Regions from separate parts of the Homo sapiens genome. Here all the other regions are linked to region 1. A link is a loop called in an ENCODE intact Hi-C map of the cell type or tissue named here. Cell type or tissue: heart right ventricle. All regions are shown on one strand. Each heading gives the region's core, and the rest is flanking DNA. Links, peaks and the distances in the headings are about the cores only.

Region 1 (7,852 bases), core at 1,904-6,903:
GAGACTCCAATTCACAGCCCAGCAGCTTAGCTTCTGGCTCGGCCATTGTCACTTCATGAGTTTGGGAAAAGTTTAGGGAGGTTCGAGTAAGACTCAGCTATGTTTGCAAGAGATGTAAACCGGGCCGGGTGCGGTGGCTCACGCCTGTAATCCCAACACTTTGGGAAGCCAAGGCTGGCAGATCACTTGAGGTCAGGAGTTCGAGACCAGACTGGCCGACAAGGTGAAACCCCATCTCTACTAAAAATACAAAAATTAGCCGGGTGTGATGGCATGTACCTGTAATCCTGGCTACTCAGGAGGCTGAGACAGGAGAATCGCTTGAACCCAGGAAGCAGAGGTTGCAGTGAGCTCAGATCATGCCACTGCACTCCAAACTGGGTGACAAAGTGAGACTCCATCTCAAAAAAAAAAAAAAAAAAAAAAAGCAAGCCTGAAAACACTATAGGAACCTCCATTTGACTTGTTAAGGTAGTGGCACTTAAGTACTTAGTAAGATATCACCCTCTGTTTTCTTTCATCCCTTCTTGTGCTTTATTCATCCAACAGTGGTGAATAAATCAGTGGGTATCAAAAATTTGTTTAAAACTAGGAAAATCCTATTTTTTATAAATAAAATTTTATGGGCCGGGCACGGTGGCTCATGCCTGTAATCCCAGCACTTTGGGAGGCCGAAGTGGGCGGATCACGAGGTCAGGAGATCGAGACCATCCTGGCTAACATGGCGAAACCCTGTATCTACTAAAAATACAAAAATTAGCCGGGCATGGTGGCGGGCGCCTGTAGTCCCAGCTACTCGGGAGGCTGAGGCAGGAGAATGGTGTGAACCCCAGAGGCGGAGCTTGCAGTGAGCCGAGATCGCACCACTGCACTCCAGCCCGGGCGACAGAGCGAGACTCTGTCTCAAAAAAAAAATTATATAATAGTATATGATGGTTCTAGATGTAAAATAGATGAAAACTGTATCTTCTGGGTATTTGTTTTTAAAATTAAGTTTTAGAACATTGACTTATAAAATCAGTAAGTACAATGAAGGTGGTGCGATGAAAACACAAATTTAGTATCAGGGATTTTGGAAGGTACTTGGATGATCACTTTCAGCATCCAGTTTGTTTTTAGTTTTGCTTGTGAAGTCGCAAGAAGACACAATCCCACAGATAAGGAGTTGCAGATGGTGGTTTTGAAGTAGTTCACCTAGCAACATGAAGACACTTTCTAATTAAACTGATATGAAGCTTGAAATAAGAGGAGTCAGATATTTTTGTTTTACAATTAAATCGCTAAGATCGAGCAATTCTTTGCTTTCCTTGATTGGCAATTGTTCATTTTGGAGAGAAATAATAAAAAAGCCATTCAGTCTGTTTAAATCTTCATTGTCTTACAGAAAACACTTTTCATGCATTATGCTGCATTTGACAATTTGGCACCTTAGTGGCAGTCAGATATTCACTGACAGTCTCAGAGGAGCTGGAATTATTTTTGTATGTTGACAGCACACCTAAAATGTTGGCCTCATTTCTGAAATAATTAAAATGTTAAATAATTTTAACCTTTTAAAATTTGTTTATATGTTTTTTGATGTTAATGTGAACCAGCCTTGTTTTGGTCATTGAAAATATCAGCAGTGAATGCGAACTAGTGTAGCCATGATACGCTGGTGAGATATTTGACCAACAGATTTTTCTTTCTTTTTTTTTGAGATGGAGTCTCCCTCTGTCACCCAGGCTGGAGTACAGTGGCATCATCTTGACTCACTGCAACCCCAGCCTTCCTGGTTCATGCCATTCTCCTGCCTCAGTCTCCCGAATAGCTGGGACTACAGGTGCGCGCCATCATGCCCGGCTCATTTTTGTATTTAAAAATTTTTTTTCAAAAAAATAAAAAAAACCCCAAACTGAAAAACAAACAAAAGGCCAGGCGCGGTCAGCACACCTGTAATCCCAACTACTTGGGAGGCTGAGGCAGGAGAGTCGCTTGAGCCCAGGAGGCAGAAGTGACAATGAGTTGAGATCATGCCACTGCACTCCAGCCTGGGCAACAGAGGGAAACTCCATCTCAAAAAAATTTTTTTAATTAAATAAATGAATGATGAGCAAATGAGGCAAACAAAATGTTAATAGTAGGTAAGTCTGGGTAAAGAGAGATAACAGGAATTTTTTTTGGCATTAGTTTTTGTGAATTTGAAATTACTTCCAAATAAAAATTGTAAATAACATTGTAAAATGGAGATATTAATTGAATGTTTATGGGACTGTAGTTGTTCCCCAGGTACTCTTAGATTCTTAGCAGTAGGATTTGAAAACCACTGCGCTATGTGATTTCTAAAGTGTAGGATATTTTGAGATTAATTTCCTGAGAGTTTGATACGGGGTACCCCCATTTCAGTTCTGGGAAGAATTATTTGTAGTCTGTAGAAATAAGAACTTGAGAAATATCCATGAAGAGTAGAACCAAAGAGTCAGCACCAAAAAAGGATTATTACTTTGACTCGGAGTTTATTGTGGCCCAGATAAAAGAACATGAAGAGTGTGTCACATCCATATCCTGGCAGGGAACAAAAGGAGTAAACGGAGTAAAGTGAAGAGATTAAAGTGTGATCAGGGTTGGGGGAACCAGTGCCTGGAGAAAGAAGCATCCGGGAACTAACGAGTGGAGCGCCATTGCCTCCCCTGGGCTGAAGGAGCAGAAGGGAGAGAGGTACCAGACGTGGCGAGAGGCGTTGCTCCAGACAAGATGCTTGACAGCACCTGGGACCTCACCCAGGAGGATGAAGCCCAGCAGGGAGGATGGAGTGGGGAGACATGTCCCATCCTTGGTCATCTTCTCTAGTCCTCCAGTTTCCTGCGGGGCTGCTATTGCATCCAACAGGAAGCCATAGGACGAGGGAGCCTTGTTACTGTGGGTCTTCACATCTGCCTCTTGGGGCACAGATCAGGGTGGAGATTGTCCAGAACATAGGAAAGTAGAGGGAAAAAAAACACTTGGGGAGCTTATGGACAGAGAAGGTGGCAAGGTGGTCAAGATGGAGGCGGAAGAGGTGTGTGGTGTTTTAATATCACCCGTGACCGCTCTGCTGTTCATGTCATATATGTGTGTCAGTGAATGAAAAGCAAAATTCCCTGACTCTGGTTTGGGAAATCAACAGAATTAATTTGAGTTCAGCAAGATTGATTTTAGTTTTTTTTTTTTTTTTTTTTTTTTGAGATGAAGTCTTGCTCTGTCGCCCAGGCTGGAGCGCACTGGCGTGATCTTGGCTCACTGCAACTTCCGCCTCCCAGGTTCAAGCAGTCCTCATACCTCAGCCTCCCGAGTAGCTGGGACTATGGGCGTGTACCACCACGCTGGGCTAATTTTTGTATTTTTAGTAGAGATGGGGTTTTGCCATGTTGTCTAGGCTGCTCTTGAACTCCTGACCTCACATACCAGGTGATAAAGAAATGGTAAGATAAATTGACGCCGTTTGTGCAGTTTTCTTTGATTAGTGTTTTAGAAACCCTTATTTTCCTTTCTAGCTTTCTGTACCCTCCCTGTGAATAAATTGAGCATCAAGAGACACAGCCATTCTCATGTTATTAGACCTGTATTAAGAAAGGATTATGGACTGCGTGCAGCAGCTCACGCCTGTAATCCCAGCACTTTGGGAGGCCAAGATGGGCAGATCACTTGAGGTCAGGAGTTCAAGACCAGCCTGGCCAACATAGTGAAACCCCATCTCTACTAAAAATACAAAAATTAGCCAGGCGTGGTTGGTGGCAGGCGCCTGTAGTCCCAGCTACTCGGGAGGCTGAGTTAAGAGGATCACTTGAACCTGGGAGGCGTTGGTTGCAGTGAGCTGAGATCGTGCCACTGCACTGACAGAGAGACACCGTCTCGGGGAAAAAAAAAATTGTTGTTTCAGAAGATACATAGATGTTTAAATGGTCTATGATTTAGGTTGTTTGTAATATTCACTGTTCATATTATTTCTGTCTCTGGGCTTAAAAAAATATAAAAGTAATATATTCTTATTGTATGAGAATGAGACATACAGATAAAGTAGCCATGTGTTTTTCTTGGTTCAAAGATTAGCAGAAGGAATGTATAAAGAAGTGAAATAAATTTATGTGACAAATATTTATGTATTGCCTACTATATTCCATATAGACATTTGGAGGGTGGGCATAGAAGAAAACCTATGCAAATCCCTGCCTTCAGGGTGCTTTTAGGTAGCATGCATGCAGTGGGGCCAAGTTGAAAATGCAAGGTCAGGGTTCTGTTCCGAGGCAGCAGCAATGCTCCCATCTGGCCACAAGGTGGCGGCCTCATACAGCAGAAGGGCACTTGTCACCTCCCCAGGAGCCTGGCGTAGATGGGTGTGGCCTCCCTGATGACTGACTGGAATTCTATGAGATTGCCTATCGTAGAGTGGGATGTTTTAACCCTGTCCCTTTGGTATGTTAACTTACACTAGGGTTGCATACAGCTGTCTGGAACAAGTGATTATGAAATTACCGTAATGCAAGAGAGCCGTTTTGGGTGGTCAAAGTTAATTCCCACAGGTTTTTACACATGATAAGGCTTGTAGAGATTTCCTGTCTCTTTTACCATGTTTGAGTAATATACCGTTTAATAGTAGAAGCCAAATTTAACAGTTAAATGCAAAGAAAAAATTTTAAATCACAAATTTCATCTCAGTTTTTCAGTTTGTTCATTTTTGTCTGTGACCATAGGTGGTATTTCATATGATTGTAGTGTGTATGTGTATAAATAATGTATTTCCATTTAACTTTGTTACAAATAATGCAAGTATGTAGTTTTTAAAGCATAGTGCTTCCTAGTTGATTTTTTGGCTGGGATTAGGATAAAATCAAGAATTCCAGTGAAAGTCATTGTGGCACAATATTTCTTAAAAGAGCAGAAAATGAAACTGTGATTTGAGGGAGAGGAAATAGTCCAAAGGCACTCTGCTCTATTTCTGAGAACCACTTTTTTTTTTTTTTTTTTAAGAGATGGGAGTCTTACCCTGGCTGGTCTCGAACTCCTGGCCTCAAGTGATCCTCCCACCTCAGCTTTCCAAAGTGCTGTAATTACACAGGCATAAGCCACCGAGCCGGGCCCCTAAGAAACGCATTTTATGAGAAGCTTTGCCAGCCAATTTTATGATGTTTAGCTGGTCTGAATATTTACTTTTAGGTTCTAATTTTTCTTCTAGGACGGGGTCTCTAGAAAATTTAGAGACTAGCTTGCTTTCTTCCTTCCTTTTTAACATTTCCTTTAGAGCTTTGGGGATACACGTGTGGTTCTAAGCAGTCCCCACAAGTGTCTTATTCTGGCTTCCTCTTGTCCTCTCAGACCCCTAGATTCGAAAGCCCTACCCGCTTCTCGTTTGTTTGCAGATAGTTGAGGAAGTGTCTGTGAGCTTTTTCTCCTCTAGGGTGGAGTAATGTTCCGTTTTCCAGGCGCCTGGCTCTTTGAGGCTTTCTCACTCATCGCAAGTGACAGTACAAGAATGAAACAGATAACCAGAGTTGCCTTGTGTTTTTCTCAGTTCAAGGATTAGGAGAGGGAATGTGTAAAGAAGTGAAATTCCTTCATGTGACAAATATTAGGTAGCTGCCTTCCATTACTCTCCATTTTTTTGCTTTTTCACATTCCTGTGGATGGGTTCCCTTGTTTGCTGTTGCTGGTCATGTGTTGCATGTTCATTTTATTTTATTGGTGATGAGAGACCAGGTTATCGCCCAGAAGTAGTTCTCAAAGTGTGGGTCCCAGACAGGCAGCATGAGTCTCATCTGGGAACTTGTTAGAAATGTAAATTCTCAGGCTCACCCCAGACGTTCCAAATTGGAAACTGTGGATGGAACCCAGCCGACTCTGTATTATCAAGTCCTCCAGGGATTCTGATGTACGCTAAAGTTTGAGAATCATTGTCCTAAAGCATCGCTACTTTAATCAAAGAAGTTAGACCATTAGCTCTTAGCACCCTCAAATCTTGGTATATGTTGGCATAAAAACTGATGATTTCCTAGCTTTTGAGATCAAACACTTAAAAATTTGTATTATATATTTGTTTTTTCGAGTGTCAGTATTTCTGCAACATAAAATTTTAAATTTAAAGTTGATAGTACTTTTGCTTGATTTATTGACGTGGATTTTTTTGGGATTTTTGTTGGCTGTTGTTGACTCATCAACTAAATGAGTGCGGTGGAGAGGAAGTATTACATAGTTTCCACTCTTTCACTATAGCATTTTCTCATTTTTATCACTGTTCTTTCCCTCCTCCAGTGCCTACTACTGCAGTTGTTCCCATTGAGTCAGTCTGCCAGTGGGTGACACTAGCTTTGTGAATCAGCCTGTGCTGGCGCCGTGCACTCCCTGAGCTGCCTTCTGCTTTTCATGGAGTAGCGACAAGTCTGTGCCATGAGACAGTCGGGCTTCTCAGCTCTGCCTTCCATCCTTTAAATAACATGTTTTCTTGAAGCCTTGAGTACTAGTCTGGCAGTAAAGTGAAACCTTAAAAACACAAAACAGAAAACAACCAAAGTCCTTTGTGCTGTGGGCTAAAAACTGAGATGAACTTAGAGAACAGGACTGTTAGAATATTGGTTATTCAAGGACAGGCTAGAAGTCAAGAAATGCAAATATTCTCACCTAAGAAATCAGTACACATTTTACTAAGTCAAGACTGGGCAAAATAGATGCTTAGGGAGAGATTAGTGACTTGAAATATCTTGAGTAATTTTATGTCTTTCTCCTAGACCTGGAAAGGAAAGAGCAAGAATTAGAGCAGCTGAAAATGGATTGTGAGCACTTTAAAGCCCGCCTGGAAACCGTGCAGGCCGACAACATAAGAGAGAAGAAGGTACCATGCTCAGGGACAGACTCTCACCAAGCCAGAAAGTGGGGCTGGCTTACAGCCTTTCACTTATGATAAGCAGTGGGACTGAATTTTTTACTCTTAATCCTCAATAAATTGTATTTGTAAATGTATGTATTCTGAGTGGGTTGGAATGTAGTTGAACAGATGGATTTTATAACCATTTAACACGTAGATCATTCACTTGGTATCTTTTAACTTTTATGTTTAAAAATCTGCCCTACAACATAAAGGTTCATAATTATCTTAGTTCATTTTGTGTTGCTATAACAAAATATCTGATACTGAGTAATTAATTTTTTTTTTCCTTTTTTTTTTTGAGACAGAGTCTTGCTCTGTCGCCCAGGCTGGAGTGCAGTGGTGCAATCTCGGCTCACTGCAAGCTCCGCCTCCTGGGTTCACGCCATTCCCCTGCCTCAGCCTCCCGAGTAGATGGGACAGGTGGCCGCCACCACGGCCGGCTAAGTTTTTGTATTTTTAGTAGAGACGGGGTTTCATTGTGTTAGCCAGGATGGTCTCGATCTCCAGACCTCTTGATCTGCCCGCCTCAGCCTCCCAAAGGGCTGGGATTACAGGCGTGAGCCATCACGCCCGGCGAGGCTGAGTAATTTATAAAGAAAAGAGGTTTATTTATGTCAAGATTTTGGTGGCTGGAAGGTTCAAGATTGGGCATCTTTTTCTGGTGAGGGCCTCAGGCTGCTTCAAATCATGACAGAAGGGGAGCTGGCTGTGTGACGAGATCACATGATGAGAGAAAGCAAGAGAGAGAAACTGAGGAAGCCAGACTCTTTACCAACCTGCTCTCAGGGAAACTAATCCATTCCTGTGAGAGCAAGAACTCACTCACCCTCCAGAGAGCACATTAATCGCTTCATGAGGAATCCACTCCCATGACCCATACACCTCTCACTAGGCCCCACCTCTCAAGAGTGCCACATTGGGGATCAAATTTCAACATGAGTTTGCAGGGGGACAAACCATAGCGATGAGAGTCTC
Region 2 (7,852 bases), core at 882-5,881, 730 kb after region 1:
AGGAATGCCCGCAGTCCTGGACACTTACCAACCCAGTATGAGGGACGGTGTGCATATCCCGCAAGTGGACTGATAAAACCCATCGCGCCGTAGGTGAAAACCCGTCACCAAACCCTAACAGTCAATGCCTCCATAGCTGAGTGGTGGCCAAGGTTACCCCCTGGAGCCTGGTCTCCTTCTAACTTAAGCTACCTCAATTGTGTCTTGTCAAAAAAGGCCTGGTACTGTACGAACACCACTAACCCTTATGCCGCATACCTCCGCCTAAGTGTACTATGCGACAATCCTAGGAACACCAGCTGACAATGGACTGCCACTGACGGATTCCTGTGGATATGGGGAACCCAGGCTTACTCACAGCTACCTTATCACTGGCAAGGTACTTGCTTCCTAGGCACAATTCAACCTGGATTCTTTTTACTTCCGAAGCAGGCGGGCAACACCCTCAGAGTCCCTGTGTATGATAACCAGAGAAAAATGATCCTTGGAGGTAGGAGGGAGCCAAAGATTGTGAGAGGACGAGTGGCCTCTGCAACGGATCATTGAATACTATGGTCCTGCCACTTGGGCAGAGGATGGTTCATGGGGTTATCGCACTCCCATATATATGCCAAATAGAGCGATTAGACTACAAGCTGTTCTAGAGATAATCACTAACCAAACTGCCTCAGCCCTAGAAATGCTCGCGCAACAACAAAACCAAATGCGCGCGGCAATTTATCAAAACAGGCTGGCCCTAGACTACTTATTAGCAGAAGAGGGTGCGGGCTGTGGTAAGTTTAACATCTCCAATTGCTGTCTTAACATAGGCAATAATGGAGAAGAGGTTCTGGAAATCGCTTCAAACATCAGAAAAGTAGCCCGTGTACCAGTCCAAACCTGGGAGGGATGGGACCCAGCAAACCTTCTAGGAGGGTGGTTCTCTAATTTAGGAGGATTTAAAATGCTGGTGGGGACAGTCATTTTCATCACTGGGGTCCTCCTGTTTCTCCCCTGTGGTATCCCATTAAAACTCTTGTTGAAACTACAGTTAACCTCCTGACAATCCAGATGATGCTCCTGCTACAGCGGCACGATGGATACCAACCCGTCTCTCAAGAATACCCCAAAAATTAAGTTTTTCTTTTTCCAAGGTGCCCACGCCACCCCTATGTCACGCCTGAAGTAGTTATTGAGAAAGTCGTCCCTTTCCCCTTTTCTATAACCAAATAGACAGGAATGGAAGATTCTCCTCGGGGCCTGAAAGCTTGCGGGATGAATAACTCCTCCTCCTCAGGCCCAGTCCCAAGGTACAAACTTGCACCAGCAGCAAGATAGCAGAGGCAGGAAGAGAGCTGGCTGGAAGACACGTACCCCCTGAAGATCAAGAGGGAGGTCGCCCTGGTACTACATAGCAGTCACGTTAGGCTGGGACAATTCCTGTTTACAGAGGACTATAAAACCCCTGCCCCATCCTCACTTGGGGCTGATGCCATTTTAGGCCTCAGCCTGTCTGCATGCAGGCGCTCATTAAAACAGCATGTTGCTCCACACCGCCTCATGTTGTCTGTTGGCGCGCTCTCGGGGTTCCAACCAATGCAAGAGCCTTGCACTGATGACATGTCCCCAGGGTGGTTGGGCCACAGCTTGGTTTTATACATTTTAGGGAGATATGAGACACCAATCAATATATGTAAGAAGCACCTTGGTTCTTCTGGAAAGGTGGGACAACTTGAAGCAAAGGCAGGAACACTCCAAGCGGGGAGGGAGCTTGCTGGGCACAGAAAGGTGAGACACTGGAGGCTGCATTCTTTTGAGTTTCTGATCAGCCTTTCCAAAGGAGGCAATGAGATATGCATCTATCTCAGTGAGCAGAGGAGTGACTTTGAATAGAATGGGAGGCAGGTTTCCCTTAAGCAGTGTCCAGCTTGACTTTTCCTTAGTGATTTTGGGGCCCAAAATATTTTTCTTTCACATGGGCAACATGGGAGGATCACTTAAGCTCAGGAGCCAGAGGCTGCAGTGAGCAGAGGTCACACCACTGAGACGCTGTCTCAAGAAAACAAAACTAGGCTGGGCACGGTGGCTCATGCCTGTAATCCCAGTACTTTGGGAGGCTGAGGCAGATGGATCACAAGGTCAGGAGTTTGAGACCAGCCTGACCAACATAGTGAAACCCTGTCTCTACTAAGAATACAAAACACCCAGGGAGGCGGAGGTTGCAGTGAGCCGAGATCGAGCCACTGCGCTCCAACCTGTGCCACAGAGCGAGACTCTGTCTCAAAAAAAACAAACAAACTAAACCAAACCCACTTTTAGGCCTGGAGTAGTGGATCACGCTTGTAATCCCAGCACTTTGGGAGTCTGAGGCAGGCAGATTGCTTGAGTCCAGGAGTTCGAGAGCAGCCTGGGTAACATGGTGAAACCCCATCTCTACAAAAAATTTTTTAAAAAGCTGGGCATAGTGGTGCACGCCTGAAGTCCTAGCTACTCTGGAGGCTGAGGTGGGAGAATCGCCTGAACCCAGGAGGCGGAGCTTGCAATGAGACGAGATCGAGCCACTGCACTCCATCCTGGGTGACAGACTGAGACCCCTTCTCAAAAAAAGAAAAACAACAAAATATCACTGAGCTCCAGCCGGGACAGAGTGAGACCCCTTCTCAAAAAAACAAAAACAAAACAACAAAATGCCACTTGTAACTGCAGCTAATCACAGCATGGATATTCGGGGCCATTTGAGTCAGTGCTCCTGGCTTGCAGTCCATAAACTTGGCCCAGAGAATCTCCACTTGCACGAGTTTTGCTCCTGCTTCTGTTTTCTGTTTTTGAGACAGAGTCTCGCTCTGTTGCCCAGGCTGGAATGCAGTGATGTGATCTCGGCTCACTGCAAGCTCCACCTCCCAGGTTCATGCCATTCTCCTGCCTCAGCCTCCTGAGTAGCCGGGACTACAGGTATCTGCCACCATGCCCAGCTAATGTTTTCTATTTTTAGTAGAGACAGGGTTTCACCGTGTTAGCCAGGATGGCCTCGATCTCCTGACCTTGTGATCTGCCCGCCTCGGCCTACCGAAGTGCTGGGATTCCAGGCGTGAGCCACTGCGCCCGGCCTCCTAAAGTGCTGGAATGACAGGCGTGAGCCCCCGCGCCTGGCCACCCCTGCTTCTTCCTTTAGGTCAGCACCTGCTAGGTTTAAGACATTGTGGGCGGGGACAACAGAAGGGATATTTTCAACCTTTTTTGGTAAGAAGAGTTGTTTCTTTTTTCTTTTTTTCCTCTGCCCTATCTTATAATGCTAAAAGAGTTGCTTCTTTATTTTTATTTATTTATTTATTTTGAGACAGGGTCTCACTATGTTGCCCAGGCGGGTCTCGAACATCTGAGCTCGTGACCCTCCCATGTCAGCCTCCCAAAGTGCTGCGATTCCAGGCATGAGCCAATGTGCCTGGCCAAGAGTTGCTTTTTATTTTATTTTATTTATTTATTTAGAGATGGAGTCTTACTCTGTTGCCCAGGCTGGAGTACAGTGGCATGATCTTGGCTCACCGCAACCTCCGCCTCCCAGGTTCAAGCAATTCTCCTGCCGCAGTCTCCCAGGTAACTGAGATTATAGGCCAGCGCTATGATGCCTGGCTAATTTTTGGGTTTTTAGTAGAGATGGGGTTTCACCATGTTGGCCAGGCTGGTCTCGAACTTCTAACCGCAGGTGATCTGCCCACTTCGGCCTCCCACAGTGCTGGGATTACTGGTGTAAGCCACCACGTCCGGCCTCCAAGTTTCTATTTTACATTTCTCATCTCCATCCTGCCAAGTGTCTATTCCGCACAGTACTGACTCATTTGCTCTGAAGGATGAGCTGAGGAGTTCTCCTGGGCTACCTCCCAAGTTCCTATTTGTGTCCTCCAGGTTCTTGGTTTATCTTCTGTTTACTTGTTAGGGTTTATAACACTCTCATTCTGTCTTGTAATCTCCATAGTTGTTTAGCCTTAATTCACAGGCAAATAGGTTCTAAGGTCTCCCCCAGTACTACTGTGGCCTTCAATTCTTGATTTTTTTCTTTTTTTTTTTTTTGAGATGACTTTCGCTCTTGTTGCCCAGGCTGGAGTGCAAGGGCGTGGTCTTGGCTCACTGCAACTTCTGCCTCCCAGGTTCAAGCGATTTTACTGCCATAGCCTCCCAAGTAGCTGGGATTACAGGCGCCCGCCATCATGCCCAGCTAATTTTTGTATTTTTAGTAGAGACGAGGTTTCGCCATGTTGGCCAGGCTGGTCTGAAACTCCTGACCTCAGGTGATCCACCTGTCTCGGCTTCCCAAAGTGCTGGGATTACAAACATGAGCCACCGTGCCTGGCCCAATTTTTGAATTTTTAATGTTAGTTCATCTCTTGTTTGGCTGGATTTCACTGTCTAGTTTTCCTCCCACGAAGGGCTTGAGGAGGTGAGAGTCTCTGAATACAGGCAGTTGAAAGATGGCATATATGGGCCAGCACGGTGGCTCCTGCTGTAATCCCTGCACTTTGGGAGGCTGAGGGGGAGAGATAGCTTGAAGCCAGGAATTTGAGACCAGCCTGACCAAAATGGTGAAATCCTGACTCTAGTATAAACACAAAAATTAGCCAGGCGTGGTGCCGTTTCCTAAAGGATTGGCCTCAGCCACTTACTCAGCCTGAGGCTGCTCTGAGACTGCAGTGGAGAGCCAAGGGGCTGTGGCTTCCTCAAACCCAGATGCTGCTTCAGCCCCGGTGCCTCTCACACCCATCCGGAGGCCTTGAGGACTGCCCCGCAGGGCTCCCTCCACCAGTGCCCTGTGCTCCTGGCAAAATCCCTTTCGACATCCAGGTTAGGCATCATGTCCTTCAAAGCCTTCTCTGATGAATCCCCATCTTTGCCTCTCCCCAGACAGCTCCCCTGCCTCTGCCTTCTACGTCTGTTATCCGGCACATCGCCATGCATCTGTCTCTCAGCTGCCCCCTTTCCCAGGCCATACACTCAGAGAAGGCAGGCTGTCTCGATCACGTCTGAACCCGTGGCCGAGGCATAGTGCCTAGCATATAGTAGGCATTTCAAATAATGTTTATTACAGACAGGTCTCTAAGGGTGAAAATTACACTAGAAGGAACACTGTTTTAGCAGTTGTGAATTTTTTATATCCTATTGCTTCAGATCCGTTCTAGAATAAAGGCCAAGGTCAGGGGGAAAGGGAAGGAGGGTCAGGGAGAGAAGGTGGTAGAACCAAGGAAGCTGAGCACTTAAAACACCCACTTATTTAATTTAATTAATTAATTTATTTTTTGAGACGGAGTCTTGCTCTGTCGCCCAGGCTGGAGTGCAGTGGCACAATCTCGGCTCACTGCAAGCTCTGCCTCCCGGGTTCACATCATTCTCCTGTCTCAGCCTCCCGAGTAGCTGGGACTACAGGCGCCCACCACCACGCCCGGCTAATTTTTTTTTTGTTTTTTTTTTTTGAGACGGAGTCTTGCTCTTTCGCCCAGGCTGGAGTGCAGTGAGGCTATCTCGGTTCACTGCAAGCTCCGCCTCCTGGGTTCACGCCATTCTCCTGCCTCAGCCTCCCAAGTAGCTGGGACTACAGGCGCCCGCTACCATGCCCGGCTAATTTTTTGTATTTTTAATAGAGACGGGGTTTCACCGTGTTATCCAGGATGGTCTCGATCTCCTGACCTCGAGATCTGCCCACCTCAGCCTCCCAAAGTGCTGGGATTACAGGCGTGAGCCACCGCACCTGGCCAATTTTTTGTATTTTTAGTAGAGACAGGGTTTCACCGTGTTAGCCAGGACGGTCTCGATCTCCTGACCTCGTGATCTGCCCACCTCAGCCTCCCAAAGTGCTGGGATTACAGGCGTGAGGCACTGCGCCCGGCCTCCAACAGAACGTGGGAAATCACATAGACCCAAACAATGGCCCCTTGGGTGACCACTGTATTGCCACCAGATGGACTATCAAGAAATCATCTGCAGTGATAGCTACAAAATGCAGAGCTGTGCTTGGTGCTGGCTATTCGGTTTTAAGCCCTTCCAATGGGTGGAGGAGAGTAAACCAAAATCCCAGAAAGACTAGCCCAACAGGACTAGTTCTAAGGGAAGAACTTTATTTTTTTGAGACGGAGTTTTGCTGTTGTTGCCCAGGCTGTAGTGCGATGCTGCAATCTCCACTCACTGCAGCCTCTGCCTCCTGGGTTCAAGTGATTTTCCTGCCTCAGCCTCTTGAGTAGCTGGGATTACAGGCATGCACCAACACGCCCGGCTAATTTTGTAATTTTAGTAGAGAGGGGGTTTCACCATGTTAGTCAGGCTGGTCTCAAACTCCCAACCTCAGGTGATCCATCTGCCTCAGCCTTCCAAAGTGCAGGGATTACAGGCATGAGCCACCGCGCCCAGCCAGGAAAGAACTTTATACAAGTCTCATGCTTTATCTTAAAAATATATGCAAATCAAAATATATTCATGTTCATTTTAATATTAAGGGAATTTCCATTTCCAAAGCATCACCGCCCATCACAGTAGTTCCACGGATCCCAGCTTGAGAACTATTAAATGAAAAACCAAAAAATGCAAATAGCAGGATAGAAAAGTTGTAGGTACATTAAAATGGTTACACCTACCACCACCACTGGGGAATCCTGTAAGATGTTAATGGCTGGGAATGGGGGCTCACGCCTGCAATCCCAGAACTTTCTGGGGCCGAGGCAGGCAGATCTCTTGAACCCTGTCTCTACAAAAAATAGAAAAATTAGGCGGACATGGTGGCCAGTGCCTACAGTCCCAGCTACAAAGTGGGCTGAGATGGGAGGATTGCTTGGGCCTGGGAGGACGAGGCTGCAGTGAGCTGAGATCGCACCACTCCTCCGGGCAAGAGTGAGGCTGTCTCAAAAAAAAAAAAAAAAAAAAAAAAAAAAAAAGGGTGGGTTAGCATAGTGGATTTTAGGTAAGTTTACTATTTTCTTTTTGGTAATGTAGTTTTACCACTTTTATTATAAAAAATGTGTTTAGAAGAATCTGGCTGAGTTGCTAAGTCTCCCGTGTGGTAACACAATTTGAGGCAGATGACCACAATACTAGTTTTCAATTTTGATATTTAAAAAAAAAAATTTTTTTTTGAGATGCAGTCTCACGCTGTCACCCAGACTGAATGCAATGGCATGATCTCGGCTTACTGCAAACCCCGCCTCCCGGGTTCAAGCGATTCTCCTGCCTCAGCCTCTTGAATAGCTGGGATTACAGGCACGCACCACCACAGTTGGCTAATTTTTGTATTTTTAGTAGACACAGGGTTTCACCATGTTGGCCAGGCTGGTCTCAAACTCCTGACCTCAAGTGATCCATCCGCCTTGGCTTCCCAAAGTGCTGGGATTACAGGCGTAAGCCACCGTGCCCTGGCCCTCACCTACATTGGTTACTTTCTCTAAGTCAGACTGGGGGTCTGTCTCTGCAGAGTGCTGGGGGAGCGTGCTCCATGTGATGCACAGGAGCCCCCCACATTGCCCCCAAAGGTGTGACTTAAAGTTATCTATCACAAGGGATGGGAGGTTACTTGGCCAACCCAGAAACCCTAAATAGGTAAAATAGCTCATTGAGTGCCTGTGGCCAGCGGGGAGCAACTTCGTCCCTGCACCGCACAAAACTTCACCTCTTCCTACTCCGTCCCTGCACCGCACGAAACTTCACCTCTTCCTACTCCGTCCCTGCACCGCACGAAACTTCACCTCTTCCTACTCCGTCCCTGCACCGCACGAAACTTCACCTCTTCCTACTCCGTCCCTGTACTGCACGAAACTTCACCTCTTCCTACTCCGTCCCTGTACTGCACGAAACTTCACCTCTTCCTACTTCGTCCCTGTACTGCAAGAAACTTCACCTC
Region 3 (7,852 bases), core at 1,903-6,902, 330 kb after region 1:
GCTCTAATTACTTGATTTTTTGGAAGCGCCTGAAAAAATTATATTTCTAATTCCTCTAGGCCTGTCATGAAAGAGCCTTTTATAACTGCCGGGCTGTCCCTCCTGGGAATCAGACGCTGCGGTGCAGAGGAGGATGACGACAGGAACCGCTCTTCTCAGAAAAGGGCCTTGCAGCCCTGAGCGTTTCCAGCTCAAACAGAATGGATGCGTCCGCTAATGATGTCTGTCGCTATTTGCATCGTGGATGCATTTCCAGGGTTCGCAGGCCCTGGAGAAGGAGGAAAAGCTTCCCACCCTGTCATGCTCAGGATCATGTCGTCATCGTCCACAGCTGAGTCACATCGCCCGGAGCAGATGTGACTGGCCCCCACCCCCTCTGTGTGTACAGAGAGATGCTCTCAGAGGGTCGGGAAGCCAGAGCCTCTGAGCCCAGCTTGGAGCATGGCAAGCCACGCTGGCTGGAAACCCCTGGACACAGAGACTTGCTGAGGGTCCTGTCACCCTTCTCCCCATTCCTGTAACCTCCCGAGGCCGGGCATCTGTCCTTTATGGAATGGGCCTTTGCCAAGCGCTGAACTTGACTCTAGAATGTCACTGAGCGTGTCTGGCTGCGGGGAAACGCGCTCCCTCCCCCTGGGGTTTGTTAGAAAGAGTTCTGAAGCCTTGCAGAGGGTGTGGGTGGAAAGTCCTTCTGGTGGGGAAGCCAGGTGCAGAAAGCCTAAGCTGAGAGCGCTCAGGGGAGGCACCCAGCATCGGGTGCACGGTGGGTTACCTGGAGGTCAGGCAGCCACTGCTGGCGCTGCTTCCCCATCCCATGGTTTGGCTCGGTACAGCCCATCTTCAGCTTAGCCAGCGCATGCCCAGCTAACCCCCCTGGGACTTGCCCGGTGTCAGCCTAGACCCTATAGGAGCAAGAAGAAGAAAAGTCGTGACTCATGCACTTGGGGAGCTTATGGTGTGGGCTTTGCAGGGATGGACTCTGAGCAGCCAATGATCAAACAGGAGGGCAGTTTACATGTCAGTGTTTTACCCAGAGTCCTTGGGGCAATAAGGGCAGTGGGCAAAATTCTGCTAACTACCCCCAGCCCTTCCATCCTTCTTCCTGAATAACAAGAACCCCAGCTTTTCACTGGACACACTGCATTCAGATAAGAGACTGCATTCCTCACACTACATCAGGACTAAGTGAGGCATAGTCTATTGGCTGGAATGCAGAGGTGATGACAGGTACTCAGGCAGCCACGTTGGACCATGAGACGGCAGGATCGATATGAAGGACTGTGAAGAGGCATGAAGCAACGAAGGGACATGGGGAAAGTCTGAATCCCTACTCTTATCGGAGCACGTCATAATATGAACTCCTTAATTTTAGCTGGATACAATTCCCATTCCCCCTCGCAGCCAGCTGTGACCATGTGCCTAAATTTTGGTGCCCAAATTTTAAGCAGAAGTGTTGTGTGCAACCTCCGGAAAGCATCCTTAACAGGCAGGACCATGCCCTCTGCTGTGCACTGAACTGTGTCCCCTGCAAATTCACATTGGAGCCCAAACTTCCCATGTGGCATGATTTGGAGATGGGGCTTTTGGGAGATAATTAGATTTAGATGAGGTCATGAGGGGGCCCTTTTGATGAGATTAGCGCCCTTTCAGAAGAGGAAGAGGCACCAGGGCTCCCTCTCTCTGCCATCTGAGGATACAACAAGACAATGACCATCTGCAAGCCAATTCGAGAGCCCTCCCCAGAATACAACCTCGCCGGCCCAGATCTCAGACTTCCAGCCTCTAGAGCTGGGGAAAGAAATGCCTGCGGCTCGAGCCACCACCTACGGTGTGTTACAGCAGCTGGGGCAGACGACGTCCTTCCTTCATCCTCTCCTCTTTCCTGCTGGCTCAAGTGCCCAAGCAGCCACCTGGCTCCACGGAGAGCTGATGATAGAGCAGCATAAGGAACGACCTGATGTTCTGGCTGGGCCAGATCGCCCTCCACGTTTGTCTTTGATTTGCAGTACATTCAGGGACAGAACCTACATCTAAACCCTGAACATTCGGATGTCTTCTGCTTTGATTTCCCATGAAAGAACATCTGAGTAATTATTGTGTCTGAAACTTCTCACGCACAAGCTGGTATAGATTTCCCTGTTCTCATCTTCCCAAGTTAGGTGGGCGTTTCCTGAGGCCACCCTAACATATTATCACACACACAGCTTAACACAAGGGAAATTGGCTGGGTGCGGTGGCTCACGCCTGTAATCCCAGCGCATGGGGAGGCCAAAGCGGGCGGATGGCATGAGTCCAGGAGTTTGAGACCAGCCTGGACAAGATAGCAAGACCCCATCTCTACAAAAACTACACGTACACACAAATTAACCAGGCGTGGTGGTGTGTGCCTGTGGTCCCAGGAACTCAGGAGGCTGAAGTGGGAGGATCACTTTAACCTGGGAGGTAGAGGCTGCAGTGAGCGGTGATTGCACCATTGCACTCCAGCCTGGGCTACAGAGTGAGATCCTGCTTCAAAACAAAACAAAACCAACAACAGAAATTGATTCTCTCGCAGTTCTAGAGACCTGATATCCAAGATGCCAGCAGGGCTGTGCTCCCTCTGAAGGCTCCAGGGGAGGATGTTTCCTTGGTTTCACCAAGATTAGGCGAAACTGAGCACATTCAGAATGCGTGGCCGTAGACAATACTTCCTGGTCTCCTCCAGCTCCTGGTGGAGGAGACCAGGTTTCCCTGGCTTGTGGCTGCGCCCTCCGATCTCTGCCTCCATCATCATGGCCTTCTTTTCTGTGTCTGTGTCTCTTGAAGGACACCTGTCGTTAGATGTAAAGTCCACGCAGATAATCCAGGATGACCTTATCTCAAGATCCTTAACTTAATTACATCTCCAAAACCCATTTTCCCAAAGAAGGTCATGTTCAAAGATTCCGAGGATTTGACGTGAACATATCTTTTGTGGGCCCGTTTGTGGGCCTGTCTCTATGGGTGACCCCAAGCAGAACAGACTCACCCTCGCAGAGGCCCTTCAGGGACCTGCGGGAGTGTCTAGGTGGCAGTGGCTGCCAGGAGGTTCCCTTGGCTCTGATGCCTCTCGCCCTGGTGCCCAGGTGTCTGTCACCCAGGGGCTGCATGCCTGGATCCTGCCTCCTGGCCTGGCTGCATGGGGTCCAGAGATGTCCTGTGGCGTCTGCCTGGGTGGAGCACGTCCTTGCAGATGTTCCCTCAGCCCCCCAGCTCCACGGCTGCTGGCCCCCGCCCTGAGCTCTGTGCAGCTGCTGGGGACTCAGCTGGACTCAGGGGTCCTGAGCTTGCCTGGAAGGGTTTCAGACCCCCTCTGGTGCCTCTGCCATCCTGGGCAGTGTCCCCCTCCCGCTCCCCCACCTCTCTGGTGCTCCCCATGCCTCAGCGGGTTTGCCCCCCTCCGACACCCCCGACACCCTCCACCACTTCGGGGACAACTGGGGCTCCATGTTTTCACGCATTTCTCCTTCTGCGTTGGGAGCTGCTCATTACTCTCTCAGCTCCACCGGCCCCAGCCCAGACCCCACTCCCAAGGCAGATGTCTTGCCCGGGGTAGGGGCAGATGGTGAAAACCTCAGTGGGAGGGGCCGGCCAGTCCCTCCTGGAATCCTGCGCCCTCCACCTCCAAGCACAAGCAGGGGAAGTGCGAAGCCTCTCTGAGCCTCAGTTTCCTCCTACTGAAATGGAACCAATAAATCCCATCTTGTGGTTCTCGCGCAGATGCACAAAGTAACTGCTCTCATGAGCATGCGCCCAGCCCGCCGGCAGTCAGTGGTCCCTGGGGCGGCTGGGCCATCGTCCCTGGGTGCCGAGGCTGCCAGGCCCCTGTGAGCAGGGAGAGGTTAACCTTGCACCTGCAGGATGGGCACCAGCCCTCAGCCTCGGTCTCCCCACGGCCACACACAAGTGTAAACTTGCTTAGACTTCCCCATAGCTTCGAAGTCCCAAAAGCCTCCCCACAGTCTCTGGGCAGCCTGCAGCGTCCCAACCTCCACAGCTGAGGTCCCTCGGCCCCCACCCCGCACTCCTGTCCTGCCCTCAAATTCCAGGCATGGTGAATGGTGTCACAACCCAAGCTAAAAAGCCAGGGCACACGCTAAGTCCCCCAAGAGAAATGTGGGAGGCACCATCAGGGCCCCCATCCCTCACTAGCCGCCTGCCGAGCTCCAGCCCATTTTCTGCCCCTCCTGCCAGCCTCCCTCCTGGCTGCCTGTCCGCTGCCCACAGGGGCCCCTGCAGCTCTTCAAGGGGGTGCTTCTCTCCAAGGCGCATCCCTCCCAGTCTCCCTCCTCCCCAGGCGTCCTCCACACCGTTAGCCTCAGGCGCCTTCTGGCAGTGGCTGGGGACCCTCACTCAGGAGCCCCCTTGGGTGGGTCGCAGGACCCTGCTCACCCAGGCTGCAGCCACCTGCCCTGCTGTGTTCCCCTCACACACCCTGCTGTCGGAAAGCGCCTGCCTTCCCGCAAGTGCTGCCCTCTTCCTGCCACTAGAACACTCTTATCTGACTCCAAAACTCAGCTCTTTTTTATAATCAGCAACGAAAATTATTTGTGTGGTTTTTTGTTGTTGTTGTTTTTGTTTTGTTTTTGTTTTTATTTTATGTTTTTTTCTTTTGAGACAGAGTTTTGCTCTTGTTGCCCAGGCTGGAGTGCAATGGCGTGATCTCGGCTCACTGCAACCTCCGCCTCCTGGGTTCAAGCAATTCTCCTGCCTCAGCCTCCCGAGTAGCTGGGATTACAGGCGTGAGCCACCACACCAGGCTAATTTTGTATTTTTAGTAGAGACGGGGTTTCTCCATGTTGGTCAGGCTGGTCTCGGACTCCCGACCACAGGTGATCCACCTAACTTGGCCTCCCAAAGTGCTGGGATTACAGGCGTGAGCCACCGCACCCGGCCTGCTGGGATTACAGGCGTAGCCACCGCACCCGGCCTGCTGGGATTACAGGTGATTACAGGCGTGAGCCACCGCACCCGGCCTGTACGTGTTTTTAAAAACAACTCTGGCCCCTCTCTCCAGAGCCCCTCCAGGGCATCTCTGTGTGCTGTGCCTGTGGCTCTGCCACCCTACGAGCCTCTATCTCCCGCCCCCGCCACGATCCGGGAGGTGCCCCCCCACTGTATGACCAATACCCCAGTGCAGTGCCAACCAGGGACAGGGGTGGGGGACCCTCAACAGTGGCCTTGGGCAGCCCCACCTCGCCTCCTCCTCCTGCCGACCTTCTGAAGGGGCCTCCCCACAGCGGAACCCCACGGGGGAGGCAATGTTTTTTCATGAGAAAAAGAGATTTCCTGCCAACAATAAGAAATTGCACAAAGAAGAGTATTACAGGAGGACACAAAAGCCAGAAGGATTTGCTATCCTGCCACACTCTCAAAGTCCACACCAATCAAGACCACCAGCTTCTGTGGCTGTCTTGTTTTTGGAATGTTCTAGAAGCCTCAGACACCAGGAGAAGGAAGACCTAACTTGAGGCCCCAGAAGCCTTCTTGTTCCCTCCGGGGTCTGTAAGAATCTCCGGGCCCAGCAGGGCCTCCCCACTCTGGGGCCGTCAGGGTCTGCGGATTCTGGCTCCCAGAAGCCCCCGTGCCCTGAGGCCACCAGGCCAGGGTTCCTGGAGGGGGGTGCCTTCACCACCCCTGATGTTGCAGGAGCCCAGGGGAGGTGCACGTTGGCAGGAAGGGCCATGTCTTCCACCGCAGTGTGTAGAGAGAAGGGACTGTGGCTTTCTGGCTGTCTCCGTAACTGCAAAGTCCCCAGAGCCTTCCTCTGTCCCAGGGTCACACCAGCTTTGAAGCTCCACCCAATACGAGTCTCCCCAGCCACAATGTGGGACTCAGAATGGAACTGGTAAGTCCCAAGAAGATAACAGGGGAAGTTCAGAGGGGCTGGGACCACTGAGTCCAGAGAAGGGCAAGGAAAACCCAGACGGGGTCACTGTGGGGCAAAGGGTCCCGGCGGAACAGGCTCCAAGGGCGTGCATGTGAGCACCCTCCCTGGGCAGCAGGTGAGCCGGACCACGGCCTGGGTGGAGAGAGGCCTCCAATCTGGCCTCCAGGATAACTGTAGTTCTCCAGCTCTGTGAGATGATCAACAAGAACGGACCCCCGCCTGTCTCCTAGGAGGGTTGCCTCGAAGGGGGACACGCTCCTCACAGAGAAGCACAGGACCCTCTGAACTCCCCTGGAAGAATTTAACCCTCTCTGCCGGGGATATCTTTACCATCAGCCCCGACACTCAGGCCCTGGCTCATGCCGCTCACATTTGGGGCTGGAAAATTCCTTCTGGCAGGGGCTGTCCTGTGCACTGCAGAATGCTGAATGGTGCCCCTCCCCTCCTAAGTGTGGCAACCCAGACTGTGTGCAGACCTCACCGGAAGTCCCCGGGTCTAGACCACCCCTGGTTGAGAACCACTGATACTGCGGGTCTGGCTGGGAAAATGTGTAAACCTCCCCAGGTTCCCCTCCACATCCCAGGCTGCACGTTTAAGGACGCAGGTTCACAGGTGAAGGATTTTGTGCAACCCTGACTTCGGTGAATCAGGAGGAGGTGCTGGGGGCGGGGGTGGGCACTGGGGTGGGGGGTGGGGCAGCAGGGTTTATTCTCAGGACAAATGGAGAGCAGACCAAAGGGCCCAGGAAGGAGATGGCTACACCAGAAAACCCTGAGTTCACAGAAGGCCCAGGAAGGAGATGGCTACACCAGAAAACCCTGAGTTCACAGAAGGCCCAGGAAGGAGATGGCTACACCAGAAAACCCTGAGTTCGCAGAAGCAATCTGGCTAACACAGAATATTTGCATAGACCCGTTTGCCTATGACTGACCTAGCTTTGGGTCACTCACATGCAAATCTGTGGGGCCCCATGGGGAAGGGAGAAGCCCTTTGCTGGGAATGCTGGGGGTGGGGGAGTTGAGTGGGAGCCAGAAAAGCATAGCTGTTCCTGGACCCGCCTGTTACGGAGGGAGGAGGGCACCTGCCCCACCTACTGGGTGCCTGTCCCCACACCTGCTACTGCCCTGTGGTTTCCTCACCTGGCCAGCGCGCCTGTGTGTGTGTGTTTATGGAGTGGGGCGGCCAACTAAAATAATAGATGAGTGAGTTACCATAAAGTGGAAAAATGTTGGCATTAATAAAGAATTTTGCACTGTTAGAAATAAGAGATTTAATTTATATATATATATATAGACAGAGAGAGAGAGAGAAAGAGATGATCTCTCTACTTATGATATAAGAGCAGCAAGCAGACAGGAAGCCCAGCTCCAGAGTGGTGTTGGGGGGTCAAGGTGCCCCTCAAGGGCTCTGGGCCCGTCCTTAGCATGGGAGGGTGTGGGTGTGGCCGGTCCTCCACTGGGAGACAGTTTATGCACAGACCTCCTCATTGCCATGGAATAGCTCCAGCTACTTATTTTGATAATAGGTCATTCCAGGCATGGTATAAAATCTCAGAGGGCAGGCCATGATCTCTTCCTTACCTCTGTTTCCAGCAGTAATGGTTTAAATGGTGAGAAAAAAAGTTTTGCCTGTGGAATGTGAGTGCTTTTAATTATCAGGCGCAGAGAGACCTTAAAATGAGACAGTGGTCACACCCTGCTCCCTGCTTTGAGCTGTGTGTTCATGTCTGGAAACTGCTTCCTGTTGCCACAAGTAGCTACGGATTAACCCAGTAATGCCCCACTGGACACCGTAACCCACACCCTATATCTTAACAACATACAGCCAATCACTCATCAATGCTATTTCTGTAAACTAATGAGAATTCCTGATAGAAAACTTGGTATCAGCCGACTCCCTGACCCCCACTTTCCTTTACAAGCCACGTGAACTGCTGCTCATCA
Region 4 (7,852 bases), core at 1,706-6,705, 720 kb after region 1:
CAGGAAAATTCCTTGTGGACAAAGGACAGAAAACTCAGTCATCCCTCTGAGGCTCCCCTGAGACAAATGCACATCTGATTGCTTCCTCTGCCCTATTGTTTATGTAAAAATGCAGATTCGCTGAGCCAGACTCAATTGTGTATTCAGTGGAAGGCTGACCAAGGACTCAAAAGAATGCAACTTTTGTCTCTCTCTCCTTTTTTTTTTTTTTGAGATGGAGTCTCACCCTGTCACCCAGGCTGGAGTGCAGTGGCGCGATCTCCGCTCACCGCAACCTCCACCTCCCGGGTTCAAGCCATTCTCCTGCCTCGGCCTCCCGAGTAGCTGGGACTGCAGGCACCCACCACCACGCCCGGCTAATTTTTTGTTTTTAGTAGAGATGGGGTTTCACCATGTTGGCCAGGCTGGTCTCAAACTCCGGACCTCAGGTGATCGGCCCGCCTCGGCCTCCCAAAGTGCTGGGGTTACAGGCGTGAGCCACCACGGCCGGCCTCACACATACTGATTGATGTCTCATGTCTCCCTGAAGTGTATGAAAGCAAGCTGTGCCCGACCACCTTGGGCACACGCCCTCGGGTCCTCCTGAGGCTGTCACAGGCGCGTCTGTAAACTCGGCAAAATAAACTTTCCACATTGGCTGAGAGGTGTCTTGGAAGCTTTGGGCTCACACACTGGCTGCCTGTGTCAGTCCCCCAGCGAGGCACAGCCGTCCCCAGCTTGTCTATAACCCCAGATTTGTCCCGCCCACAGTATTCCCTAGGTGAAAAGATAGCCCAGAGCGTTCTGTGCTCTGCTAGGCTTGCACAGAGAGACCTGAGCTCGGGACTTCACTCGTGCCCTCCACCCATGCCCAGCGCAATTGTTTAGCCATGTAGTCCCTGAATACCTGCTTCACTCATTACAATCACGTTTCTAAATTTGTGGAATTTGTGATACAAAGAACAAGCCAATAAATCGCTTATGTATTTTAATGTAAATTGTTGGCGAGGAATTTAGCAACTGCCTCTTTTTTCCTTTAAAAATCCACTTGTTGGCCGGGCGCGGTGACTCACGCCTGTAATCCCAGCACTTCGGCAGGAGAGGCGGGCGGATCACGAGGTCAGGAAATTGAGACCCTCCTGGCTAACACAGTGAAACCCCGTCTCTACTAAAAATACAAAAAAATTAGCCGGGCGTGGTGGCGGGTGCCTGTAGTCCCAGCTACTCGGGAGGCTGAGGCAGGAGAATGGCGGGAACCCGGGAGGCGGAGCTTGCAGTGAGCCGAGATCGCGCCACTGCACTCCAGCCTGGGCGACAGAGCGAGACTCCGTCTCAAAAAAAAAAAAAAAAAAAAAAACCAAGAAACAAAAAACAAAAAACCCACTTGTGGGCAGGTGCGGATGGCTCATGCCTATAATTTCAGCTCTTTGGGAGGCCAAGGCAGGCCAGATCATTTGAGGTCATTTGAGGTCATTTGAGGTCAGGAGTTTGAGACCAGCCTGGCCAACATGGCTAAACCCCATCTCTACCAAAAAAAAAAAAAAAAAAAAAAAAAAAAAAATTAGCTGGGCGTGATGGCGTGCACATGTAATCCCAGGTACTCAGGAGGCTGAGGCAGGACAATCGCTTGAACCCGGGAGATGGAGGTTGCACTGAGCCAAGATGGCACCACTGCAGTCCAGCCTGGGCAATAGAGTTAGACTCTGTCTCAGAATTAAAAAAAAAAATCCCACTTGAGGCCAGGCACAATGGCTCACGCCTGTAATCCCAGCGCTTTGGGAGGCCGAGGCAGATGGGTTACTTGAGGCCAGGAGTTTGATGCCATTTTGGGTGCGGATGTGGAAAATCTGAGACAGGTTTTTTTTTTTGAGATGGAGGCTCGCTCTGTCGTCCAGGCTGGAGTGCGGTGGCGCGATCTCCGCTCACTGCAAGCTCTGCCTCCCGGGTTCAGGCCATTCTCCTGGCTCAGCCTCCCAAGTAGCTGGGACTACAGGCGCCTGCAACCATGCCCGGCTAATTTTTTGTATTTTTAGTAGAGACGGGGTTTCACCGTGTTAGCCAGGACGGTCTCGATCTCCTGACCTCGTGATCTGCCCGCCTGGGCCTCCCAAAGTGCTGGGATTACAGGTGTGAGCCACCGTGCCCGGCTGAGACAGGTCTCTTGTTAATTTAGAAAGTTTATTTTGCCAAGGTTGGGCAGGGACCTGTGACACCGCCTCAGGAAGTCCTGATTGAAAGATTCTCCCAGGGGCCTGAAAGCTTGAGGGAATGAGTAACTCCTCCTCCTCAGGCCCAGTCCCAACGCTCAAACTTGCACCAGCAGCAAGATAGCAGAGGCAGGAAAAGAGCTGGCTGGAAGACACATACTCTCTGAAGATCAAGGGGGAGGCCGTCCGCGTACTACATAGCAGTCACGTCAGGCTGGGACAATTCCTGTTTACAGAGAACTATAAAAGCCCTGCCCCCTCCTCACTTGGGGCTGATGCCATTCTAGGCCTCAGTCTGTCTGCATCCAGGTGCTTATTAAAACAGTGTGTTGCTCCACACCGCCTCGTGTTGTCTGTTGGCGCGCTCTCCGGGTTCCAACCAATGCAAGAGCCTTGGGGCTGGCCCTGAAACCTGCGAGGGGCTTCCGTCCACGTCCCCAGTGGACCTACCACCCCTCCATCTGGGAAAGCAGGCCACAGCAGCCGGACAAAGGAAGCTCCTCAGCCTCTAGTCGCCTCTCTGTGCATGCACATCGGTCACTGATCTCGCCTACTGGTAAGTTTCCTGGGAGCCCGGTTAACAGGGAAAAATCCGCACGGCCTCTCTTGGTTTCTCCAGCCCCAAAATCCAACATGGGTCCAAGAAGGCTATGGCATGGCCGGGCGTGGTGGTTCACGCCCGTAATCCCAGCACTTTGGGAGGCCAAGGCCGTTGGATTCACGAGATCAGGAGTTCGAGACCAGCCTGGTCAACATGGTGAAACTCCGTCTCTACTAAAAATACAAAAATTAGCTGGGCACAGTGGCAGGCCCCTGTAATCCCAGCTACTCGGGAGGCTGAGGCAGGAGGATCGCTTGAACCCGGGAGGTGGAGGTTGCAGTGAGCAGAGATCGCGCCACTGCACTCTAGCCTGGGTAACAGAGCAAGACTCTGTCTCAAAAAAAAAAAAAAATGCTAAGGTGTGTGCCAGGCACTCGCTGATCATCTGGTCTTAGGGGGACTCTAAGCCAGTTGATCCCATTCTGGGAATGAAAAAGGCAGCGGTGACAAACGCTCCTTTTATCGTCTCCCTCCGGCTGTCCAGGACGGTCTGCTTTTCCCGTTCTCCTGAGCCTACCCTCCATTATGGAAAATTCCCAGTCTTCCATTCCAAAGGACAGCCCTCTAGGCTGCCTCATGAAAAACCTGCAAACCTTAGACCTCAGGCGAGATATCCCTCTAAGCACCTTGTTCTTTTTTTGCAATTCAGTCTGGCCACAGTACAAATTGGACAGTGGGTCCAAATGGGCCACAAATGGAACATACGACTTTACAATTTTAACTGACTTAAGCAATTATTGCTGACGGCTGGAAAAATGGGGAGAAATTCCTTATATCCAGGCCTTGTTCACACTCAGATTACAACCTGGCCTCTGCTCTTGCTCACCTGTTCAAATCCTCCCCCTCCATTCTCGCCGCCCTGATCGCCGTTCTCCTCCCGACCCTAACTCTTTTTCCTTGTTGGATCCAGCCAACTGCTGTCCACCCCTTCCAGCCCCTGCCTCTTCCTCTCAACCGTCTTCTTTAACCCCCTAAGCCTCCTCTTTGTCTTCCCAGCCAGCACTGCCTCCAAGAGTATCCACTTCTTTTCCTACACCATCCTCTCCTCAGGACAATTCTTGCACTGCCTGTACCCATTCTCCTCCCCCACCGCTCTCTCCTGAGGCCTGTAAACCCACCCCGCCACCTTCCGCTCCTATCTATCCTCTGCTGCCTATTAACTCAACCCTCCTTCCCCCTTCAAACCCTCAGCAGGAACCACTTCCGGCTTTTCTTTCTTTCCCGCCTATACTCATTCAGGCATTGCTTTTGGCCCATGCCCCACCCTTACTTCAGCGTCTGTGCTAGAATGCCCCCTTCGGGAAGTAGCAGGAACTGAAGATCTTATTAGAGTTCATGTTCCCTTCTCCCTCACTGATCGCTCTTGAATTCACAAAAGACTCGGTTTATTTCCAGAATACCCTGCCTCTTATATTAGAGAGTTTCAGTACCTCACCCAGTCTTATGAACTAACTTGGCATGACCTCTACGTTATCCTCTCTTCCACGCTCACCCCAGAAGACTGGGACCGTATCTGGACCCTAGCTCAGGCACATGCTGATACAATTCATCACCAAGCTGCCGCCCAGCCTGCTGGCACAGAGGCAGTCCCCAGCCAGGACCCCCACTGGGATTATCAAGATGGGGCCTTTGGATGCTGCCATCGAGACCACATGATTGTGTGTCTCCTTGCAGGACTCAAAAAGTGTGCCCATAAAGCGGTAAACTATGAAAAACTTTTAGAAATCACCCAAGGTCCTGACGAAAACCCAGCCCTTTTTCCTCTCTTGTTTAATGGAAGCCATGAGAAAATATACCAACCTAGACCCAGCCAGCCCAGAAGGAACCACTATCTTAAGCCTTCGGTTCATCTCCCAACCCATCCCTGATATCCAGCTCAAGCTTCAGAAGCTTGACGATGGCCCTCAAACCCCACAACGAGACCTTCTCAATTTAGCCCTCAAAGCCTTTAATAATTGTGATGAAGAAAGTGAAAGGCAAAAACAGGCAGAGTTTCGAATGCTTGCCTCCGCCATCGGGAGGCCCTGCAGGCCCACGGGGCCGCAGCTCCACACGGGAGCCTCCTAGCAAGCCACCTGCACCTGGCGTCTGTTTCAAGTGTGGCAATGAAGGCCACCGGTCCAGGCAATGCCCAAACCCAGGTAAGCCCCCCAGGCCGTGCCCCCTCTGCAGAGGACCCCACTGGAAGTCGGACTGTGAGCGGCCCCTGCAAGGACCGCCTCCATCCCTTCCTGAGCCGGCCAAAACCTACTCGATCTCATCGGCCTTGCCGCTGAAGACTGACAGTGCCCTGGAACGGACACCCCGGCAACTACCATTGCCTCATCTGAGCCAAGGGTAACCCTGATAATGGCAGGTAGGCCAGTATGTTTTTAAAATTAATATCAAGTCAACCTACTCTGCTTTACCTAATTTTTCAGGACTCACCGAGTCCTCCCAGGTCTCTGTTGTGGGAATTGATGGACAACTGATGGTCTCCAAATCCCGAGCCCCCCTCCACCCTTCTGCTCCCTTCATGCCTTTTCCTTCACTCACTTTTTTTTTTTTTTTTTTTTTTTTTTGAGACGGAGTCTGGCTCTGTCTCCCAGGCTGGAGTGCAGTGGCGCAATCTCCGCTCACTGCAAGCTCCGCCTCCCGGGTTCACGCCATTCTCCTGCCTCAGCCTCCCGAGTAGCTGGGACTACAGGCGCCCGCCACTATGCCGAGCTAAATTTTTGTATTTTTAGTAGAGACGGGGTTTCACCGTGTTATCCAGGATGGTCTCGATCTCCTGACCTCATGATCCACCCACCTCGGCCTCCCAAAGTGCTGGGATTACAGGCTTGAGCCACCGCGCCCGGCCTTCCTTCACTCACTCTTAGTCCTGCCCTCATGCCCAACTCCACTCCTAGGCAGAGCCATGCTTTCAAAACTCCACACCACTCTCCACTCCCACGTTCCCCTAGTACCCAACGCATCCACCCAGACCCCTCCAGGGCTTCTAACTTTCTTCTACTCCTGCAACCTCCCACCCTAAAACATGCAACCTTTCCTTATCCCCCATCCATGGTTAACCCCGCTGTTTTGAGATACTTCCACACCCTCAGTTGCAAAACACCACACCCCCTTCTGCATTACCCTTAAAATCCCCACCCAGTTCCTATCACAGAAGCAGTATCCAATCCCCTAAGCAGCTCTTGTAGGCCTATAGCTTATCATTTCTCGCCTCCTCGCCAGTCACCTCCTCCGCCCAACAAACTCCCTTTTAAACACACCAATTCTACCTGTTAAAAAGCCAGATGGAACTTACCACTTAGTCCAGGACTTCAGGCTCATTAACCAAACTGTACTCCCAGTATGTCCAGTAGTCCCTAACCCATACACTTTACTTTCCAAAATTCCCTCCAATACCACCCATTTTTCTGTCCTAGACCTAAAGGATGCTTTTTTCCACAGTTCATTTGCACCCTGATTCTCAAGACCTCTTTGTTGTTATGTGGGAAGACCCCAACACCCACCTTTCACATCAGCTCACTGGTGCCTACTACCTCAAGGTTTTAGAGACAGCACCCGCCTTTCACATCAGCTCACTGGTGCCTACTACCTCAAGGTTTTAGAGACAGCACCCACCTTTTTGGACAGGCCCTTGATCATGACCTCTGTACCTTATCCCTAAAACCGTCCACTCTCCTTGATGATCTGCTCCTGGGTAGCCCCTCTCAAAAAGACTGCAATGCCCATACTATCTCTCTTTTAAACTTCTGGCAGAGTGGGGGTATCAGGTATCCCCTAAAAAAGCGCAAACATGCACCCCCTCAGTCATCTATCTAGGCCTAGCTCTTACCCCATGAACCCAAGGGCTCATAACAGACCACATATCCCTCTTCCAGTCCCTCCCGCCTCCGCAAACTAAGCAAGAAATTCTCTCTTTTCTAGGACTAGCGGGATATTTCAGGCTCTGGGTTCCCTCCTTCGCTCTACTAGCCAAACTGTTATACCAAGCTGCTAAAGGCCCTCTCCATGAGCCTTTAAACCCTGCACAGCCTATTACCCAACCTTTCTGCCTACTCCAGAAGTCTGTCACCCCAGTCCCCATCCTCACCCTCCCAGACCTCACCAAACCTTTCTCCCTCTATCCTGACGAACGGCATGGAGTCGCACTACGTGTTCTAACCCAGTCTAAGGGACCCGCCCTCCAGGTTGTTGCCTACCTCTCTAAACAGCTCGAAACCACAGTTCTCGGATGGGCTGCTTGCTTCCAAGCACTGGTGGCAGCTGCTGTCCTCACCCTTGAAAGCCTAAAACTATCTCTTGATGCCAACCTAACAGTTTAGTCAGCCCATAGCATCAAAGACATGCTAGCTCACCGCAGCGTACTAAGTCTCATCTCTGCCCCACGGCTCCTCCAACTGTATGCTTTATTCATAGAAACCCCCCAAATCACCGTGCTAACCAGCTCCTGTCTAAACCCGGCCACACTCTTACCTGAAGCCACTACCTCCCAAGACCCTGCACACTTCTGTGTGGACACTGTTCAAACTTTTCTTACCTTTTCCACACCTAACAGACCAACCCCTTCCAGATGCCTCCTTTACTTGGTTTGTAGATGGCAGCTCCTTCCTACATCAAGGATGCCAACATGCTGGCTATGCTATAGTGTCACCCACCCACACTATTGAAGCTAATCTGGTCCCCCTAGGAACCACCTCCCAAAAGGCTGAACTCATCGTCCTCACTTGAGCTCTCACTCGAGCAGCTGGACATGTATTCAGATTCTCATTATGTGTTCCACGTAGTGCACTCACACTTGTCCATCTGGAAAGAAGGGGGTTTCCTAACTGCAAACAACACCCCTGTCATGAATGCTCTCATCAGCAAGCTCCTTCAGGTTGCCAGGCTCCCGCAGAAACTTGCCATCATTCACTGCAGGGGCCACCAAACCCCAGACAATCCTATATTGGCCAGAAATGCTTTAGCAGATAGAGTAGCCAAACAAATGGCCCTACAACCCGTGCAAGGCCAGTTTCTTTCCCTGTCCTCGTTCTCTCCTCTTTACTCCCCAGAAGAAAAGGAGGACTGCCAAGCC

Evidence for each region. A loop is a pair of places that touch in the nucleus more often than their neighbours do. Peaks named below come from ENCODE experiments on the same cell type or tissue, not always from the same donor. Only the 100,000 strongest peaks of a DNase experiment are listed, where the experiment ranks them.
Region 2: a loop joins it to region 1, with 4 times the contacts of the local background. A loop is called at or near these places in 16 of 110 quality-filtered maps.
Region 3: it touches region 1 in a loop (4-fold over the local background); 12 of 110 quality-filtered maps call a loop at or near these places.
Region 4: it touches region 1 in a loop (5-fold over the local background); 15 of 110 quality-filtered maps call a loop at or near these places.

The regions. Positions count from the first base shown.
Region 1 is chr21:43,643,278-43,651,129 of GRCh38, reverse strand. HSF2BP (heat shock transcription factor 2 binding protein) reads left to right here. Exons shown (of 9, transcript NM_007031.2): 4 at 6,738-6,841. Among named protein-coding and RNA genes, the nearest start is that of HSF2BP, 12 kb to the left of the region's middle. In heart right ventricle, for the core only: CTCF peaks have their summits at 4,294 (motif pointing right), 5,197 and 5,399; DNase peaks (open chromatin) are centred at 4,309 and 5,415; H3K27ac peaks cover 1,465 bases.
Region 2 is chr21:42,910,481-42,918,332 of GRCh38, reverse strand. It overlaps NDUFV3 (NADH:ubiquinone oxidoreductase subunit V3), which reads right to left. Exons shown (of 4, transcript NM_021075.4): 4 at 5,034-7,852. It overlaps ERVH48-1 (endogenous retrovirus group 48 member 1, envelope), which reads left to right. Exons shown (of 2, transcript NM_001308491.2): 2 at 1-1,530. Among named protein-coding and RNA genes, the nearest start is that of ERVH48-1, 11 kb to the left of the region's middle. RefSeq lists enhancers at 2,555-3,061, 3,062-3,569. In heart right ventricle, for the core only: no CTCF peak of the experiment used is centred there; no DNase peak of the experiment used is centred there.
Region 3 is chr21:43,311,978-43,319,829 of GRCh38, reverse strand. LOC124905026 (a long non-coding RNA gene) reads left to right here and starts at 5,688. Exons shown (of 2, transcript XR_007067887.1): 1 at 5,688-5,866. RefSeq lists enhancers at 5,116-5,879, 7,795-7,852. In heart right ventricle, for the core only: CTCF peaks have their summits at 4,302 and 4,510; no DNase peak of the experiment used is centred there; H3K27me3 peaks cover 435 bases.
Region 4 is chr21:42,920,236-42,928,087 of GRCh38, reverse strand. ERVH48-1 (endogenous retrovirus group 48 member 1, envelope) reads left to right here and starts at 2,458. Exons shown (of 2, transcript NM_001308491.2): 1 at 2,458-2,742. RefSeq lists enhancers at 1,280-1,801, 1,802-2,323. In heart right ventricle, for the core only: a CTCF peak has its summit at 4,083; a DNase peak (open chromatin) is centred at 3,997; H3K4me3 peaks cover 537 bases.